2 separate regions of the Homo sapiens genome follow, and region 2 is linked to region 1. A link is a loop called in an ENCODE intact Hi-C map of the cell type or tissue named here. Cell type or tissue: A673. All regions are shown on one strand. Links, peaks and the distances in the headings refer to the core of each region. The heading gives the core; the rest is flanking DNA. Region 1 overlaps LOC100506274 (a long non-coding RNA gene). Region 2 has its middle 62 kb from the start of LINC00299.

Evidence for each region. A loop is a pair of places that touch in the nucleus more often than their neighbours do. Peaks named below come from ENCODE experiments on the same cell type or tissue, not always from the same donor. Only the 100,000 strongest peaks of a DNase experiment are listed, where the experiment ranks them.
Region 2: it touches region 1 in a loop (4-fold over the local background); 2 of 110 quality-filtered maps call a loop at or near these places.

What each region holds. Positions count from the first base shown.
Region 1 is chr2:7,424,056-7,430,991 of GRCh38, forward strand. LOC100506274 (a long non-coding RNA gene) reads left to right here. Exons shown (of 6, transcript NR_038432.1): 2 at 2,796-2,964; 3 at 4,333-4,401; 4 at 6,125-6,238. Among named protein-coding and RNA genes, the nearest start is that of LINC01871, 300 kb to the right of the region's middle. RefSeq lists enhancers at 6,031-6,764, 6,765-6,936. In A673, for the core only: CTCF peaks have their summits at 3,422 (motif pointing right) and 3,627; a DNase peak (open chromatin) is centred at 3,416.
Region 2 is chr2:8,386,509-8,393,444 of GRCh38, forward strand. No RefSeq gene overlaps it. Among named protein-coding and RNA genes, the nearest start is that of LINC00299, 62 kb to the left of the region's middle. RefSeq lists an enhancer at 6,116-6,661. In A673, for the core only: no CTCF peak of the experiment used is centred there; a DNase peak (open chromatin) is centred at 3,333; H3K4me3 peaks cover 480 bases; H3K27ac peaks cover 4,646 bases.

The DNA.
Region 1 (6,936 bases), core at 884-5,883:
TTACCCTTTATGTGAAGCTTGAATTGTTGCCTACTGTCCCGACTTTGTTTCGCTCCCTAGCCTGCTTTCATGGGACCCTACATCCTGCTCTTCTACCAGGCCATTTTGTTAGGGATCTGGGAATTGTTCTATGTATCTCCAGGTCATGGTTATTTCTCTTCCTTCAGATAGACCCCATAGGCCTCATAGGCCCCTTACGTCTTTTATAAAAAGCCAGTTTCTTTGAACTAGAACCTTCCTACACATCATGTAGTTCACAGCATCATTTGGTTCTTAAACTTGACTGCCCTTCAGTGTCACCTGGGAAACGTTCCAAAAATATTGATTCTGGGGTCTTATCTTAATTTAACTGAATTTGAATGGAAGATTGAACATGGGAATGTGTATTTTATTTTATTTTTTAGAAAAACTTTCCAAATCATTCTCACAGCTCTGAATGATTGGAGAACTAGTGACTGGGGTTAGTTTTCTTAAAATCTCCTTGTCCAAGTCTAGCTTTTGATACACACAACAGAGAAGGTAGTTGAAAGAAAGCTCTGGAAGAGCTCAGGGTTCTGATCTAGTATTGGAAGGAAGACCTACGCACGTTGTCTACTGGGCGAGCAGATGGCAAAGTTGGCATGCTGTCTGGAAGGTTTCAAATGCCGACTGCTTTTGTTTCTAGTCCAGATTTTGGGAGGGGTACACAACCTCCACCTTCACAAGCTGCCTCAGATCTGCTGAAGGACCTGGGAAAGTTGCTCAGTACAGACCCAGTATCCCACACCAGAGAGGGAAGATGACACTCATTTGTTTATATATCTGAAATAAGCAACTTCCAGATATATAGAGGAATAAATGTTTCCTTCCATCTCAATTCATCTCACTCTCCTAGGTTAACTAGTTAACTGACTAAAAGGTTGCTACCTTCGAGGCCAGGCATGGTGGCTCACGTCTGTAATCCCAGCACTTTGGGAGGCTGAGGCAGCAGGATCACCTGAGGTCAGGAGTTCAAGACCAGCCTGACCAACATGGAGAAACCCCATCTCTACTAAAAATACAAAAATTAGCTAGGCATGGTGGCACATGCCTGTAATCCTAGCTACTTGGGAGGCTGAGGCAGGAGAATTGCTTGAACCCGGGAGGCACAGATTATGGTGAGCCGAGATCATGCCATTGCACTTCAGCCTGGGCAACAAGAACAAAACTCCATTTCAAAAAAGAAAAGAAAAGAAAAAATGTTGCTACCTATGTAGACACCATTGCATACGCGAATGTGGAAGTAGAGACAGAGGTAGGAAGAGGGACAGGGAGAGGGACAAAGAGAGAGAGAGAGAAAGAGAGAGAGAGAGAGAGGTACATTTGGCAAGTTATTTAACATTTCCACGTCACAGTTTCCTTATCTAGAGGATTAATGATGGCTCCTTCTTCATAGTGCTATTATGATAATTAAATGAGTTAATATTTGTAAACTTCTATGACCAATGTCTGGAACATAATAACCACTCTGTAAATGTGGTTAACACACATGCACATATGCTTTCAATATATAGGTTTGCAACTTGCAGTTTTTCACTGAAGATTATGTCTTAGATCTCCTTATATGACGGTACACACAAATATAGCATAATTTTGTAACAGTTACATAGATTGCATGGTGTTATATGGATGGACTCTACATTATTTAATATTATTCTTTGGCTGGGCAATCGCATTGTCTTCAAAGTTAGTATTTTAAATACTGCAATAAATAATGCAGTGAATACAAGTATTTGTACTTGCATGAGTAGAAAAAAATTGTAGAATAAAAAGTCAGACTGTTGAGACAGGGGATGCAGATTTGCAGACACGAACAATAACATCAGATTTCTACTCTCAGGCTGCCCCATTTATACCCACACCAGCAGCACATGAGAAAACCCACTCCCTTCACAGTCACAAAAGTTGGGTAGTACAAACTCATAAAAACCTTTACTAACGTGAGGTCTTGAAGAATAACAGCTTGATTTTATTTTAATTCCAGACAGAATTCTATCACAGGAAAGTTAGAAAGCAGGTATTATCAGCCTTTTATCTGGACAGTAGTAAATATCAATATCTAAACTGTAAGGTTGCCATGAGCTGAAACATGAAATGGGGTATTTAAATAAAGTTCTTAAGATTAGCATTCCTTTGCGGAGACTGCCAAACCCAAATCATCTAATGTTGGCATCACTATTAATAACATATTTTTCCTTGAACCAATTGCTTCTTGGGGATAGGCAGATGATAGATAGATGGATAGATAAGCAGATAAACAGATCGATAGCTATATAATACAGATATAGCTTATAGACGAATAGATAGATGAATGTGGGCAGAGATAATACGTAGATAGGTAGATGCCTAGCTTGGTAAATGATAATCAATAGAAATAGAGGCAGATAGAGATACAGAAATAGACATAGATAGGGGTAGATCTATGAAATCCTCTTAACATTTGCTTCTGTGAAGAAACTTTCAGGCTCTACTGAATGATGCTTTACTGTACCTCGAATTTAAATGATGCGATGTATATGATATCTGCGATGCATACAAAGACAGGGTCCCCTTGGACACAGGTCACCCTGGCTCACCCCACCAGGTCTGCCACGGACAAGCTGACCGCCTGCATATTCACTTTCTCCTCTCTGAATTTAATTTCTTCATTTATAAAACAAGGAACATAACATGTATAGCAAAGTGAAGTAGTGAAGATTGACAAAATAAAATAAAGGAAGCATATCATCGAGTTTATGGTAAGCACATGAGAAAGATCACCCTGTTTTATTCCTAAGTTACAGACACGGCTCACAGGCTTAAGCGTCTTGCTGTAGGTCATACGGCAGGTTAATGACAACACTGGGGCAAGAACACAGGTTACGCTCGTCCTGGGGAAGGCTCCCACACCAAGCTACACACTTCTGCAATGCTGTTCCAGATGTGAAAATCCGCTAAGACAAATAGGTACGTTTCTTGCCTCTGCCCTTCTGAGTCTAGCAGTTGAGAATACAACTATCTGCAAACCAATCTTGCAATTTCAAGCCAACATAATATTTGGGGTAATTATATTTACATAAAATTTTAATGACTATAATTAAAATGGATAATCCAAATTCTAATAATTATATTATAATTAACTAAAAATCTTATTCAAAAGCAAATATGCCAGGAAGACTTTCATCAGATGAGGAAGGTGCATGGCTCTAGGTTAAAAGCACGACTTCCGAATCAAACTTGATGAACACATCTGCTTCTTTATGTCTAAACACATACAGAGCATTACCACTCACTAGAAGGAAGACTAGACAATGAGACTTTGCTTTTCATCTAAAACTTTTCCTTTAACACCCGGGTCAGGTTTTCAGTCCGAATGAGCTTCAATGCATCCCTGGGGAATTGTCTCTTGGTATTAGTCGGATTGAACACTAGATGGCACTGTGTTGCAACAAAATTTGGATTTTGAATGCATTTTTGTGTGGCTGTAATTAAGGTGTTGCTTGGGGTGGGGAGAGGTGAAATGTCTTTAGAAATAGTCTTCCTCAGTGGTCTCTTAAATATCCATTTGGACCAAATATTCTAAGGTTTATCTATCACCTATGCAGCTTTATTTCAAATGAGCATGCACATAAGAGATGTGTCTATTTTATGTATCAGTGGTTTCAAAAGTCATATTCGAATACCCATTTTTTCATGGCTTTGTGTCATGAGATGGAGAGCAAAGCAAACTGAAAGCGGTGAGGCAATGTGTCCAGCTCTCCTTTCAGCCTGGGCTCTCACCGGACTTCTGGACTTATCGCACTGATGCTGAATGTCTCCACCCACAGGCCCCACAGGCATCACAGACCCATCATCTGGGACATCTTATCACCAGCCTTCCAATCTCCCTAATATCTAGCCATTGGCAAGGCTATAAAGCCAATTTTGTGATATAAAATATTTTCGTGATTTATTTGACTTTTTTTGCCCCTCAATTATCACACCCAGTGAGTCATCAAGACTTGATTTTAGTTCATCATTACCTCCAAAACCCAAGCAAGCTGCTTGGTATATATGACCGAGTGCAGTGGAATCACTGTCATATTTCTTCTTTGCCTTTGACATCTTCTATTTTACAGCCCCAAGTCATTGTAAGTACTCCCATCCCTGCCTGGAAAGACAGGGACGGACGTAGCTCTTTCTCTAGCTCCCTGTAGCTCTTTCTCTAGCCAGCAAATTTTTTGTTTAAAACCTAACTCCAAAGTTCCTTCATCTGTGCATTCTTCCACATAGCTCCTCCCAACTTTGCGCATCCTGCATTCTAATGATTTCTTTGTATTTCTACTTTCCCTTTAGGTCACAAAAACACCATGGGAAACGATGATGTCTTTTCCTTTTTGTTATCTTGATAAAGCTTCATACATGGTAAGGAAGAGAAGGTATAAATGGCATTTTTGTAAGACATATAATATTTTCCTCTAATTTGGAATTTATTAATTAAAATTTAACAGAATGATAAAATGGAAATTTCAGTTGAGGAACTAATAAATCAACAGATGTCTTACTCCACAACGAGGTGCAAGATCTTGAGGCTGGATTTAGAAAGAGGAAGAGAAGACCAATTGCACAGCTCATCACCCCTCACCCATCTGATGATATGAAAGGTTTGAAGGAAGCCAGAGCTGGAGCAAGATTTTCCTCAGATGAGTTTTGATGAACTACAAAGAATGAAGATGCTCTCCCTTGTCATCCCCAGTCAAAGAAAAGGCACTTTAAAGAAATCACTCACGAGCCAGATATTGTGGTTGTATTTTGGTGGACACAGTGAAGTCACGTCTGGCTCGCTCCGCAAATACTGGGAGGGTGAGAAGTGGGAGGCAGCCGTGGGACCGCTGAGTGGAGGAGGCTGACCTTTGAGGAAGCACGTGGGATTTTTCCCCGCGGAACAGACGTGAGCCATGAACACGGGAGCAAAAGTGTGCTAGAGTAACTCCCGTCAAAGAGAGACCCTTACTAGGGCAAGAAGACCTTGATCAAAGCATACCCAGATGCCGAGGTTCTGAGGAAGGAAATAAGTGACCACCAGGCATGGTGCTCTGATTATTAAGCTAGTTTCTCAGCTCCAAACTCAACCTTCACTGCTTAGCCTTGTCACGGTGGGAAGGCTGGGAGAGGCCAAACCACCTTTCCCCTTTGCCAGGGCTCCCTGATCAGTTCTGCCTATGTGCTACTAAGGGAAACAGTAAGGCTGGAGGAGGGAAAGGGGACACCACCCTTCTCTTTGCGCACTGCTTATGCCAGCAGCATCCGAGCAATACCGCTTGCCCTGTAGTGCTTCTTGAGTCGGATTTCAGTTCAGTGTCTGGGTTTTTTAACATTTCTATAACCATTCTCCCTCCTCAATAGCACTCCCACATCAGAAGCTGAGTCCCAGCTCCCTGACTTCTCCAGATCCTAGAACTATCAGCACCAGCAGCAGCACACATTCCATTCCTGTGGGGCTTGGCTCTGTGAGGCTCCTCTCAGCTCCCAGATTCTCCCAACACAACTTCTTTCCTTTGTTCCCCCAGACTTCGAGCAGGTCATTTCTTGCTATGCCTGTCTAACCCCTTCCCTAAATTCAATTCTCTCTGTTAAGATAACCAGTATGTTTCTGCTTTCCAGTCTGGATTCTGATTGATACACAAAAGCTGCATTCCCACATCAAGGGAACTCCGAGTGTTCACCCTCCGTGGTAAGGGGAGACTGGGAGACCCCACAAAAGCATCCCAAGAGAGGAAGAGTCCCTTTACACACCTGCTGCCCCGTGTGTGGATGCCCACTGAGCACGGAAGTTGTCAAGTAAGAACTCTCAACTCCCTAGTGTTCCAAATCCCAGTTCTGGTGGAGTCAGGTATTACAGTCATAGCAGAGCAGAGGACCTTAGCAGCCCTAGGCAGAGAGGGGCTGAAGAAGCCAACCAAGGCTTCAGGTGTGGTTGGAGAAAGAAGTCTCAGCTTCAATCAAGTTTTCAAGTTGGATTAATACATGGGAATGAACTGTTACTTATCTGCTATATTGTTTTTGTGATATCAAGTAACCTGATTTTTTACATGTCCAAAAAAACAACAACAAAAAAGTATTGAAGCCTACCTTAAATTTCATCTAGGGACAAAAGGAGGAACTAGCCCACCAAGCAGGTTTAAAGGGAGTGTCGGACACAAAAATGACATGCCCCATATTGCAGTCTAGAAGGAACAACACGGTGAATTGTCTACTGCAGGTAAGCCAGGGGTGTTACAGGCGTCCTGAAAGGATACAGCGCAGGGTGCTGCAGCCAGGCAGTAAACAGTTGTATTTCTCTTTTCTCCACTGTCCTAAAGAGACTGCCCTGGGTGGCCCCTGCCTCGATTAGGTCACCAGATAGTTGCATTTGCCCTCCTCTGCCAACTCCCTAAGGTCAGGGTGGTGGCGTGCGGATTCCTAGCAGACTGCACAAGGTCTGAGGAAGGCTGGGTGGTGGACACACAGTTGATTAGTGATAGGAACCATGGTGGAGGCTTGTCAAAAGTCAACAGAAAGACAGACCAGCAGGGGTTGCCTGATTCTACGTGGAGCCCTGAGGCTGGGACTCAGCAAGAGCGGCAGGAGGGGACTGAGCGTGCTTTTAAGGACTGTTCAGAGAGCAAGGGGACCCAAAGGGAGAAGGAAGTGCACACCCTGACACAGAGAGTGAGGTGGAGACCCCAGCCGTGTCACAGAGCAGCGTGGGCTGGAGACTAAGCGCGGGGTGCAAGGGCTTCATGCGCCCTAGGGAGGAGGTCACTGTGGGCAAGAGGTGGAGTGGGGTGTATGGAACAGCCAGGCACTCGCAATGAGTCCATCTCTCAGTTCACCCCGGTCAGCCCTAGACTTCTGGGCTAGCCCAGCCGCTCCTTGCGTCCTGGGATGGGCTGCAGGCCTGCGAGTGGCAGGCGCAGC
Region 2 (6,936 bases), core at 958-5,957, 960 kb after region 1:
GGATATTGACCAGTTTTATATCTATTTGTAAATTTACTTCAGTGTCCCTGATTGCCTACGTATGCATATTTTAAATTCTCTTTTGAACTGGTAGTAATATCTTATTGGTTCTTTTATTAATAAATGAGTTAAAGTAAAGCTCTGATAGCCATTCATTCGTGTTTGTATAAGCCGTGATTTTAACACTTTTTAAAAATTATGTTTAACATAGATTACTTTTTAACAATAGAAATGTTAAAATCATTTAAAAAATGTTCCCCCAAATTTTGAAGAATTTATTTTTCTGAAATAAATTGCTTACATTTTAGAAACCACTTTTCGAATTTTAGAACTATAGGTCAATGTACCAGTAAATTACCTGTGAGATTTTCTTTTTTTTTTTTTTTTTTTTGAGATGGAGTTTCGCTCATTGCCCAAGCTGGAGTGCAATGATGCAATCTTGGCTCCACCTCCCGGGTTCAAGTGATTCTCCTGCTTCAGCTTCCTAAGTAGCTGGGATTACAGGCGTGCAGCACCTCGCCTGGCTAATTTTTTGTATTTTTAGTAGAAACGGGGGTTTCACCATGTTAGCCAAGCTCGTCTCGAACTCCTGACCTCAGACGATCCACCTGCTTCGGCCTCCCAAAGTGCTGGTATTACAGGCATAAACCACCCCACCCAGACAACTAGTGAGACTTTCTTATATTGAATAGTTTGTAGTGAGATTAAGGTTTCCATAGCCCACAGATCATGAATGCTATATTCAAACCATTTTCTAAATGGTTGTGGCCAGGTGCAGTGGCTCACACCTGTAATCCCAGCACTTTGGGAGGCCAAGGCGGGTGGTTCACTTGAGATCAAGAGTTCAAGACCAGCCTGGCCAAAATGGTGAAATCCATCTCTAATAAAAACACAAAAATTTAGCTGGGAGTGGTGGCACACACCTGTAATCCCAGCTACTCAGGGAGGCTGAGGCAGGAGAATCACTTGAAGCCAGGAGGTGGAGATTGCAGTGAGCCGAGATTGCACCACTGCACTGCAGCCTGGGCAACAGAGTGAGTGAGACTCCATCTCAAAAAAATTAAAAATAAAAAGTTTTTAAAGTGGTTGTGAGTCTTTCGTAGCTGAATGCCAAAAACTATTTGCTCCTCACCAACCACTTAACTCTTCATTGAACGAAGAAGATGGGTTTTGAAGCAACTTCATACATCCATTCTGACAAAGAAGTGTTGTGTAAGTGTGGCTGCAGTGATGGATAGGGGTTGGTGATCTAATGAACATTTTATATTAGAACAAAAGCAAATATCTCCTCCCCTGGGTATGAAGAACTGGCCACAGAAGATGGGAGTTGAAAAATTTGTAGAAGAAGCCAAAAGCCTATTAGGAAAAAAAAGACAGACCCAGACATTCAAAATTGAGAATCTGTCAAGACTAATAGTGTCCCTGTCCCAAGATTCCCAAGAGGAATTGAGCAGGAAGTCACTGAGAGTTTATTTGCTGGCTTGGACTCAATACAAGGCCTGAAGTCTTGTTGAGAAGGGCTGCTCCCAGCATAGCTTGTGCTGGTAACTCCTAAACATAGCCACCCAAGCACTGTGTCCTGTGGCAGGGAAAGCTTGGCTAAGCCTATCTGTATGAACTGTGGGAACTGTACCCTGGGAGGCCACACATAGACCACAATCTCAGCTTGTGCAGAAATGGAGAAAACAAGGGCATCAATACAATGGATGTGTGTTCACCGGGCTGTGCAGGACAGATCTTCAACAGTGCTGCCATGTGGTTGTAAGGAACAACTGTTAATAGTGGCTATTGAGCACCTTCCCAGTTCCTTCATGGCTGAGATTTAGAAGCGGAATTGACTGAACCTGCATTATGTTTTAACTGGACCTCATAAGAGATAATTTAAAAACCAGAATTGGAAAAAAAGCAGTTGACAACTCTTTATAGCTTTTCAGCTCTTTCAACTTCAGCTCCTGCCCTTTCTGAAGGACAGAGGAGAAAGGGGGCAGGAATTGCCATCTATTGCTGGTAAAGCAGGTAAGATTTGAGCCAGGGGCCCAGGCCCATCTGATCAGAAGCCCCTGGTCTCAGATTTTAAGACTCAGGTATTCTGGCCATAAGACCAGGACTCAGTGACGTTCTGCCAAGGGCCATAAAACTTGGGACAAAAATGCAAGTTATGGAAAACTTCAGTTGCAGATATCTTTGCTTCTAATGCCAATAGAGCTTCTTGGGACAACTGAAAGATAAGGCTACATATAAAGGCTTTTTGAGTTCCATAAAGAAAGACACTAAATAAGTCCATGCCAAGCCAGCCCTTCAGATAGGTGAGCGGAGAACCAAGTCAGAGCCCCCAGAATAGACACTGGATGCCTACCACTGCAGTTTTCACTTCCACATGACCCAGAGTTGCACTTCCAGGTAGGCCTGGTGGTTACTGAAAGTGATCCAAGGTGGTGAGGCTGTTAGTCCAGGTTCTCCATTAACTTTGGCCCCACCTGCAACCATCGTTAGGTTAGGAGAGGAACTTCAAGTACAGACTTCACCCAGAATGAAACTAGCTCAAAGCAAGAAATTCTTAGTAACACCATCACCTCCTATTTCATATAGACTCAGGGTCCAGTCTCTGGGTCAAAGTCCCTTTTGTTTCCTTATGTGCCTTCCCAGTGGTCCCCTGTCCTTAGTCTCTGTAAAATGGAAACAATTCGATGGAACTCAGTAGCTCACTCAAAGTGTGCATGTTTTCTTTAATATCAAAAAGATCTAGACTTCTGGAGGGTTATAGAACTAAAGCCAGAGAATCTTACAGTGATCGAAACTGGTCTAATGCCATTAGCTAAAAATCTTTCAGGGTTTTCTCTCTAGAGAAAACAGAAACCAGGCAATTTTCAGCAATTTTATCTGTCCTAAATCTATCCAAACAAATATGCTGGGGAGAAGAAGATATAAGCACTTAATCATGAGAAACATCCTTGACAAAGAAAGATCAGAATAGGAGCTGAGCAGGAAAAGAGAGCACAAGGTGAGGGGCAGGGGAATAAAATAGGATGACAGGAAGAATGAATTACTTCCCTCTTGGTCAGTCATTAAACTTCACCCAGGCTAGTGGTGAAGGAAAGTCACTCCCACACCATAAATAGGAACGGAGCCGTCCTTTTTCACCTTCAAATTTCAGCCAAGGGTCCATATCACGAACCTTCCTTCAATGTTTACAGGAAAAAGGAGGTGTTACAAAATATATTCTCCTGAATAAATCTTAGATAGCTTCAGCTGTAAGATTGTTAAAATTAAAAGAAACAAGTGGTTGAGCAATTGGAGATTATCAATGCTAACTGGCAAAGGAGAGGATGGCTGGGTATGAGTCACTTTGAAAATACTGGGTCTAGTTTCCTGAATGCAGTATTATTCATTAATTATTCCTTCCTGCCTGCCTTGTTTCCTTCCTTCCTTTCTTCCTTCCTTCCTTCCTTCCTTCCTTCTTTCCTTTCTTTATTGTGCTTTAAGTAGTTCACAGCTTCATGGGAGAGAGGTACCTAGTACACAAATAGCTGCATTAAAATGGGAACAGTGGTAACAGTCACAGAACGGGCCTGTTAAGATACCTCCACTGCTTGGCAAGTTCAAAAAGGGCAGAAACTGAGGTTGAAGTAGCTGAGAAGTTATCATTATCATTTAACTCCAATTTTACCTAATTTGATTTTTTTAATTCTCTCTCCTGAAGCCCAGGTAGGATACAAAACCAAGTCTGGTGGCACGTATGAGGAGGAGCTCAGGACACGAGCAGGACCTGGGTAGCAGGGTTAGCTTGTCCTTGGTGGGGAGAACAGGTACTGACTTGCTCATGGGCATGACAACCAGTGAAACAGCAGTCGCTGTCATTTATTTAACGTGGACTATGTCCTCCGCATTTACTTACCTGCCAAAGGGGATGACCTTGCCAATTCGCCTTTTATAGGTGAGAAGACAGAAGCTAAGAGGTTCAGTAGCAGCCCAAGAATACATACCTTTGGATGGGGTGGGATGGGGTGAGATGGGGTGGGATGGGATGGGATGGGATGGGGTGGGATAGGGTGGGAAGGGCTGGTATGGGGCAGGATGGGATGGGATGGGATGCCCTGGGGTAGGATGGGATGGGAAATCTGGGATAGGGAGGGATGGGGTGATGGGATGGGGTAGGGTGGGATGGGGTAGGATGGGATGGGATGGGGTGGGGTGGGATGGGATGGGATGGGATTGGATGGGATGGGATTGGATGGGATGGGATGGGATGGGATGGGGTAAGGTGAGATGTGATGGGATGGGGTGGGATGAGGCAATGGGATGGGGTGAGGTGGGATGGGGTGGGGTGGGGTGGGGTGGTGTGGGCTGGGATGGAATGGGATGGGGTGGGATGTGGTAGGATGGGGTAGGATGGAGTGAGGTGAGGGGATGGGATGGCATGGGATGGGATGGGATGGGATGGGGTGGAGCAGACTGTACTGGAGGGAGTTCTAGGGGACAGGGATGGATAGTGCAAAAGCACAAGGGTAAGGAATGCACAAGCTGGCTCAGGTTGCCCAGATCTCAGAGCCATGACCAGAGCAACAGATGAAAACGAGGTCAGGGGTCAGCTGGCGCCCACGCAGTGGGAGCCTTGATGCTCCCTAGCTTGCATGCACCCATCACTGCTTCTTCATACAGATATCTACAAGAGTGAGGTACAGGAACAGTTGTCTCTTCTTTCTTGAGAATGCAGCACAAGTTCTGTTTTTGTCTTCAAGTATTGCAAACAGCAAGACAAGATCACCAGTTTCCTCAGTCTGAGCCAACGTGGAGGTGGCTCGGAGGTCACTTGATGCCACCATCAGCAAAGCCTGAACAGGGTCCCTGAGGCCCAGGGACTCAATGGAGCCTCAGAGCTGAGAGTCAGATCAGAGCTGGGATTGGGGCAGCCTGGGTCTAAATGGAGCACCTGCTGCTCAGGGCAGCCTGTCAGACAGGGAGCCATTGGCCTTTCCAAAGGGCCAAGAAATGGGAAACCCAATCTAGGCCTTCAAAGGTAGGGGAAAAAGTCACATCTGGGCAAACCAATCACAAAAGCCCCTCTGTGCAATGGGCAGAATGTCCTTCAGAAAGCTGTCCTCCTGGGTCACTGACAGGAGATCCTCTGCTGCCTTCAGGGGTGACAGGAGCTCAGGTCAAACACAACTTCGGATCACACCTTCTTCCAAATCAACCCCATGCTCTGCAGACATCACTCACAACACAGGCCTAAGGCCACTCTCCACACACAGCACACACACCAGCAGGCCGGCTGCTGGGAGGAGACACAAGCCGTGTGGACACTGTGGGAAGGAAGGTGTTGAGGAAGTTTAAGAACAGGCCTCCCTCCCAAAAAGAGCTAATGTGTGGGGTCCCAGTGGGGGCCCAGCCTGCCCAGGAAACCCCTTAGTGACTAATACTGTGGGCAGTCAGAATTCTCTTACCTTAGGCAAACTCCTTGTAAGAAAATCTCTTCTTAGAATCAAAGAATCACAGGATTTTTGAGCTGAAAAAGCCTTTCGTCTTTGTCTTGTGTAGTTGCTCATCTCAAATGGTGCTGAGAGGAATTAAGGACTCCTGAAACAAAAAAAAAAGAAAGGAAAAAAAAGAAAAAAGAAAAATACGACCCAACAGGGGGCCTAGGCAAATTTGCTTAACTAAAGGATCCCTGTGAATAACACCTACTAGGCAAAGAAAGTCACATTCCATCAGAAGACACCAACAGCATCTTTGGTTAGGAATCAGCCAGTCTCTGCCAGCCTCCAAATGCTAGCCACGCAGCCTGCCTCGGGAATGCAGGAGGTCCACAGGCCATGCCTTCTCCAGCAGAGCCAGGAGGCCAGAAGCCTCTCAAGGGGGTGTTGAGCCAGAGGTCCGAGGCCTTGCAGATCTGACGCTCCAGAACCAGGGGTCTCCTCCCTGCCCCCCAACTATGGGAAATGGAGATGTGAGGTCCTGGAACCCAGTTCAATCCAACCTAATTCCTTCAGGCCCTACCAGGGTCCAAGCTCCAGGGCCAGGCCTGCAGGGTCAAACACAGACATTTCCTGCCCAGGAGGTTCCTGTGAGCCAGTGAGACACCCCAAGACAGCGTGGGGTGGGGCTCTGGCCAGAGCCCGCCTGGCCCTGCTCTCCTCAAGGGACTTGATCCAGCGCCTCACACTTGCCCTTTGGTGTTTTCTGGGCCTTGCACATACCTTGTCCACGTGATCAGTGCTTGAAACAGAACCAGGTCTGGGCAGGTCACACCAAGGGCTGATCAATAGGCTTCCCGAGCACGTCCATCTGTCTGCTCTGCCTTGCAAGCCACTAACAGGCCGTGAATACTGATTCAGGGTCCTGGCTCCAGGGAGATGAGCAGTCAGGAGATTGGAGGGGTAAGGATTCCCAGCTGCTCAGAGGCAGAGTGTGAAAAGGAGATGCTGAGAAGCTCCCAGGTTCCCAGTCCCTGTCACTGTCACTGGAAAGAAAATGACGCCATTGAGAAAGATGTGTGGAGGGCAACCTGAGGAGCCACTTATTTGAAGAGGTGTGAGCTGAAGGGCCTGTCACCCTCCCCAGGACCACCTGTCCTGCTACCTGAAACTCAGTGGCCCGGGCCATTGCTCTGGAATGATTCTGGAGCATAGACATCAACACATTCATGTAAGTTCTATCACAGACTCCATGAAACAAATCTCAGGTCCCAGTTACCAACTGAGGAGGAGGAGGATTAGGCTCTGGGAAACCTCCAGGGACTTCAAGGAGTACAAGACTATTCTGAGGCTAAAACAGTTGCAAATTCTAAGATGGAAACCAATACTGTGCAAATTAAAAAATGGAGGGAAAAGAAAGTTCCCTTTCTTTGCAGGCGAAACAGGAAGAGGTGCACTTTAGTTCTGAAGTGCACCTCTTTCTGTGTGCAGTCTTGTCTTCATGGGGTTTCTAATCCAAAGG